2 separate regions of the Mus musculus genome follow, and region 2 is linked to region 1. A link is a loop called in an ENCODE intact Hi-C map of the cell type or tissue named here. Cell type or tissue: gastrocnemius. All regions are shown on one strand. Each heading gives the region's core, and the rest is flanking DNA. Links, peaks and the distances in the headings are about the cores only. Region 1 overlaps Nup98 (nucleoporin 98). Region 2 overlaps Nup98 (nucleoporin 98).

What was found. Peaks named below come from ENCODE experiments on the same cell type or tissue, not always from the same donor. Only the 100,000 strongest peaks of a DNase experiment are listed, where the experiment ranks them.
Region 2: a loop joins it to region 1, with 2.3 times the contacts of the local background. A loop is called at or near these places in 15 of 42 quality-filtered maps.

What each region holds. Positions count from the first base shown.
Region 1 is chr7:102,176,178-102,178,979 of GRCm38, reverse strand. Nup98 (nucleoporin 98) reads left to right here. Exons shown (of 33, transcript NM_001287164.1): 11 at 2,575-2,667. Among named protein-coding and RNA genes, the nearest start is that of Nup98, 33 kb to the left of the region's middle. In gastrocnemius, for the core only: no CTCF peak of the experiment used is centred there; no DNase peak of the experiment used is centred there.
Region 2 is chr7:102,118,770-102,121,571 of GRCm38, reverse strand. Nup98 (nucleoporin 98) reads left to right here. Exons shown (of 33, transcript NM_001287164.1): 32 at 702-813; 33 at 901-2,172. The coding sequence ends at 1,118. It also overlaps a transcript of Art1 not described here. Among named protein-coding and RNA genes, the nearest start is that of Chrna10, 3.5 kb to the right of the region's middle. In gastrocnemius, for the core only: no CTCF peak of the experiment used is centred there; a DNase peak (open chromatin) is centred at 1,019.

The DNA of each region.
Region 1 (2,802 bases), core at 166-2,665:
CCATGCTCAGCTTTATACAATATTTCTTAATGATCTGCTTTTTACCCCATGAGGAGGTGAGTTGACCTGTTGCCCAGGTAGCCTTGGACTCAGGCACTTTTCTTGCTTTATGCTCTCAGGTAGTCAGACTATATAGATGTACACCATCATGCTCAGCTCACTAGCTGAAATTTTAATACCATATTTATTCTGTGTATCTTTTTTTATGACCCTTCCAAAGACCTATCAACCATTAAGATTTTATGCTCCTGGGATGGAGAGATGGCTCTGTGGTTAAGAGAACTGGCTGCTCTTCCTGAGGACCAAGGGTTCAGTTCCCAGCATCCACATATCAGCTCACAGCTGTCTGTAACTCCAGGTCCTCAACTGTAACTGTAACTCTCGTGTGAGGGATCGCTCATCCTCACACAGAAAACACCAATGCACATGAAATGGAAATAAGTAAAATTTTAAAAACAGAAAAGATTCTTTTTTTGTTGTTGTTTTTTCGAGATGGTTTCTCTGTGTAGCCTTGGCTGTCCTGGAACTCACTTTGTAGACCAGGCTGGCCTTGAACTCAGAAATCCGCCTGCCTCTGCCTCCTAAGTGCTGGGATTAAAGGCGTGTGCCACGGCACCTGGCTTAAGATTCAATGTTTTTAAGTGACTGTTTTCATTACTTTTGAAAATACATTTTTAATAAAAAGCTTTATTTGTGATATAAGTAATGTTTAGAATTAAATGTTTTTGTTCATTTTTTGTTTTGGTGTTTTGTGGTCAGGGGGATTTTACTTTTTAATGATGGGGTTTTGTACAGACTGTACAGATGGCCAGTTTTCTGGGAGGATTTTCTTGTTTCTTTGTGGTTGTTTGTTGTTGAGAATAGGACCTTATTGTAAGATCCCTGTTTGGCCTGGAACTTACTATATTGACTAGGCTGGCCTCAAACTCAGGAGATCCACCCGCTTTTCCCCCTCGAAGTTACAGGATTAAAGTTGTGTGCCACCACATTGTAAGTGTTTTTATTGTAAGAAGGTATTTATCCTAGTGTTCACTGATTTCTCAGTATACAAGGTCTCATCTTTATCTGGCATGCCTCACTAACTGTACAGTGTATTAAGATTACTTTTAGTTAGCAGAATTGTTTTGAAGTAAAATAGGCAGGGAGAATCAGAGGAAATGTGTGGTATAAACAGTGTAAGTTGGCACTCAGATATCTTCTATGGGTTTAAGGTAGACCCTGAATAGCTTATTTTCTGTTGCAGGACTATGATCCATCCATTCTTGTTAATTTCTTTTTTTTTTTTTTTAAAGATTTATTTATTCATTATATGCAAGTACACTGTAGCTGTCTTCAGACACACCAGAAAAGGGAGTCAGATCTCATTACAGATGGTTGTGAGCCACCATGTGGTTGCTGGGATTCGAACTCTGGACCTTCGGAAGAGCAGTCGGGTGCCCTTACCCACTGAGCCATCTCACCAGCCCCTCTTGTTAATTTCTAATTAAAAGAGAAAGCATCTTTAAGTACATTTTCTTTTTAAAAAAATTTTTTTGATTATGCCTGAGTGGGCAAAACAGTATGTATGGTAGGTAGCTAATAGCACAATTCAAGAAAAACTTAACAAACACATAGATCACTTGTTGAGATTAAATCAGATTACATGCTTAGATTTTAAAATGGCAGAAATATGCTTGGTTTCAGATTTTATATTCTTCAGCTTCATGATGGTTTTCACTGATAGTAACCAGATAGTGACATAACAAAGTATAATCCCCTTAGTGATTCTGTCAACGACGTCAGAGTACTCTCTTTACTGCTGAGGTTTTATTTCTTCTCTACCTATTCTCCCTTCTATAGACAGTGTCTTGCTATGCGATGGCCTTGGCCTTCAAAGAGGTTGAATTGCAAGCATGAGCCATCACACTGAGCTTCCATGATAATTTTTATATGACTGCATATGTTAAAAACAAGACTTTTCTGGTCTATGATTGATCATTTCTTAGCATTAGAGATTAATGATGCATTTATTTGTTTTGTCAAAAGGAATACCAAAACTTGTTAAAGGAAAGAAAAAGTAGCTATCTGACTGAGCCTATGAATTTACTAAGTGTGGCATTGTTAAATCACCTCACATAATCAGCCATACATTGCTGCCATGTGAGATCTATCAGTTTAAAACAAAAATTGCTAGAAAGATTTTTATGGGTCATTTTCTATTCCTTTAGATTCAGTAAACTTTTATTTTTTTTTTTTAGTGAAAATTTGTGGGATTGAATTTTTCTGTTTGTTAGTAAACCTGAATCATGTGTACTGACTTTGAAAGCCTTAACAAAGCTCAAATATCAAGCCTGTGTGTGTTGCTTTAATGCTGAATTGATATATCAGCATAAAGATGCAGTTAAGTAAATACAAAGACTTGTTTTCAGGTCTCAGAATTTTTTAACAAGTTACATTAGCTGATAATTTGGGGTTTATTAATATTATAACCTAAAGATGCATAATTTAAGAACAATTATCTTTGTGTTAAAACCCCCTTTTAAAGAAAATTGAGAATTTAAAAATTACAATCCACTTATTCTTTTATCTGCTTAGGGTTTGGCACAAATAACAGTGGGAGCAGTATTTTTGGAAGTAAGCCAGCAGCTGGAACTTTGGGAACTGGACTTGGTACAGGATTTGGAACAGGTAAGAAAATGATTGCATGAATATTAGGAAGTAAAATATCTTGAGTTTGATTTTTATTATCTCATGTGCTTATAAATAAGAGGCTTAATTTTTTTCATTTTTATGAATAGATTTATTAATGTATTTCCATCACTT
Region 2 (2,802 bases), core at 20-2,519, 57 kb after region 1:
GCGAAGCTCCTAAGGTGTTTGAGTGAGAAGTAATGATGGTCCAAGCTTCAGCAAGGGGTGTGGCACAGGAATGGAAGATTGTTGTATTGGGCTTGAACTAAGGACTTAGAAATCAATACAATGACTATAATTGGAACCATAGGGATGGATCAGGAGAGTGTATAAATGAGTAGATCCTGCACTGTTTTAGACCTTAGAATAAAGAGACATAAATGCTGGTTTAAATGTCACCTCTTATTACATGTGTGTCTCTGAGTGTCATAGATTTATCCTCGGTATTTTGGTGTTGTGTAAAGACTTTGTGGTTTGTGAATCATGATCTCAAGACCTGTGCAGCACAGGCTCTGTGTTCTTTCCCTTATGTTACTGTTAGTGCCCTGTCCTTAGCAACTAGATGATATGTTGGTAGCGTGGGTTTTCTCCCCTCCTATCAATGTCCTAAGATTTTGTGTCATCTATGAGTGGGATTGAAGTATACGTGGGGTTTTGTTTGTTTGTTTGTTTGTTTGTTTGTTTTGGTGGTGGTACTGTTTTGTTTTTGATTTTTGAGACAGGGTTTCTGTTTATAGCCCTGGCTATCTTGGAACTCATTTCATAGACCAGGCTGGCCTCACACTCAGAGATGCGTTGAAGTGCTGAGATTAAAGGCATGTGAGGGAGAAATTTCTTTTATCCTTACTGGTTTCTCTGTTTTCCTGTAGGTGGATTGCTCAGGTTATGAACTAGAGCACTTACATACCAAAGTGACTTCACTGTGCAATCGGATAGAACAGATTCCGTGTTACAATGCCAAGGATCGCCTGGCTCAATCAGGTTAGCATGTGGGCTTTATTCATTCATGGCTATTTCACCCCACACCAGTGCCACGTTCTCAGCACTCACTCTGTTTTTTCTGTCTAGATATGGCCAAGCGGGTAGCCAACTTACTGCGGGTAGTGCTGAGCCTTCAGCATGCTCCTGATGCCACCTCCAACTCAACGCCAGACCCTCAGCGAGTCCCTTTGCGTCTTTTGGCTCCCCACATTGGCAGGCTCCCCATGCCTGAGGACTACGCCTTGGAGGAACTGCGAGGCCTTACCCAGTCCTACCTTCGAGAACTGACTGTTGGGAGCCAGTGAGCTTGGCTCTTGCCACCACACTCATGCCCACTCACACTCGCCACACCACAGTCCCCAGCACTGTTTTAGTTGACACTTTGCCAATCTCTGGGAATCCTCCATTCCTTTCTGCTGCATCTTCTAGTTATTCAGGGGTTTTCCTAATACTGAGCATAGCCTACAATAGCTCATAAGGGCTTCTGGAACAACAACAAAGAAGACAGGTCTCCATTTATCAACCTCAAGACCTTTTTTTTTCTTTTTCTTTTTTTTTTTTTTTTTTTTCTTTTGAAAAATGGTCAATAAAACCTCTTTGGCAGAACCTCCCAAAACCTAGGGAATTCTTTTCCACACCCAGCGTTCTGGCTCTCACCCCATGCCAGCATCTAACCTCCACCACTGCGATCCTTTTGTACCGTGACTGTTTGACAGACATCTGGCATATGACTGACTGACCTTCCTTACAGATTTGTCCCTCAAGTAGATTTCTCAGTAACGGTGGATTTTGGAGTCAAAAGAGAGTTGGACCTTGTTCTTTGGTAAATTTAAGATAGAAGGGCTGTCTGCCATAGAGGTAGAGATCTTCAAGGCCTTTACTCATGCCCTGTGTATCCTTTGGACACCATACTATCATGCGCAGTGGCCCCAAGCCACCGAGAACCAGTCTGAGAAGCTCCAGATTCGCTCAGGCCCTTGATCATCAGTCGTCGTCGTCTTCGATTTGCCAGAGGAGTTTAGATGAAGAATGTCAAGGATGTTCCTCCCTGCCCTCCCATCTAGCCAAGAACATTTCCAAGAAGATAAAACTGTCACTGAGACAGGTCTGGATGCGCCCTAGGGGCAAATAGAGAAGGCCTTTACCACATTGCTGCTGGCTATAGGAAGTCCCAGGTACTAGCCTGAAACAGCTGATATTTGGGGCTGTCACAGACAATATGGCCACCCCTTGGTCTTTATGCATGAAGATTATGTAAAGGTTTTTATTAAAAAATATATATATATATATAAATGATCTAGATTATTTTCCTCTTTCTGAAGTACTTTCTTAAAAAAATAAAATTAAATGTTTATAGTATTCCTGGTGGTATTGACTTTCTCTTTGTGTTTTTGGAGACTCTGAGAAGAAACCGATCCTAAGTTAAAGAGCGAGCGAGGGGCTGAGGAGTGAGTTCAGAGGGTCAGAGCACTAACCACACAAGTCTGACAATCCAAGTTTAGTTCTCAGACTCCTGATAAAGCAAGCTGTGTTGTTAGCACACATCTGTAATCCCAGTGCGCTGTATGTGCCTGGCAGCACTCTCATGGATACATGTTTACGTGTATTTTGATCATATCCATCACTCCCACTCTGAATTTCCAGCATTCTGGTTTTGTTTTGTCTTTGTCTGAATTTATTAATATTTTATGTGTATTGTGGTTTGCCTGTATGTATTCACCACTACAAAGTGAGTTCCAGGACAGCCAGGGCTACACAGAGAAACCCTGCCTTGAAAAACAAAAAGTATATTCAGATGAACAACTTCAATTTAGAATCTACGTGCATAAATTTGTGTGTAGTATTTATCAATCAGTAACTTCCTTGTCCCTAAATCTGTCCAAACTTAGCCTTTGGGCTTAGATGTAGCTCAACTGTAGAGATCTTGCCTAGTATGCAAAGAACTTGGGTTCAGTTCCCATTACTGCAGATGGAGAAGTATGCTCAGCA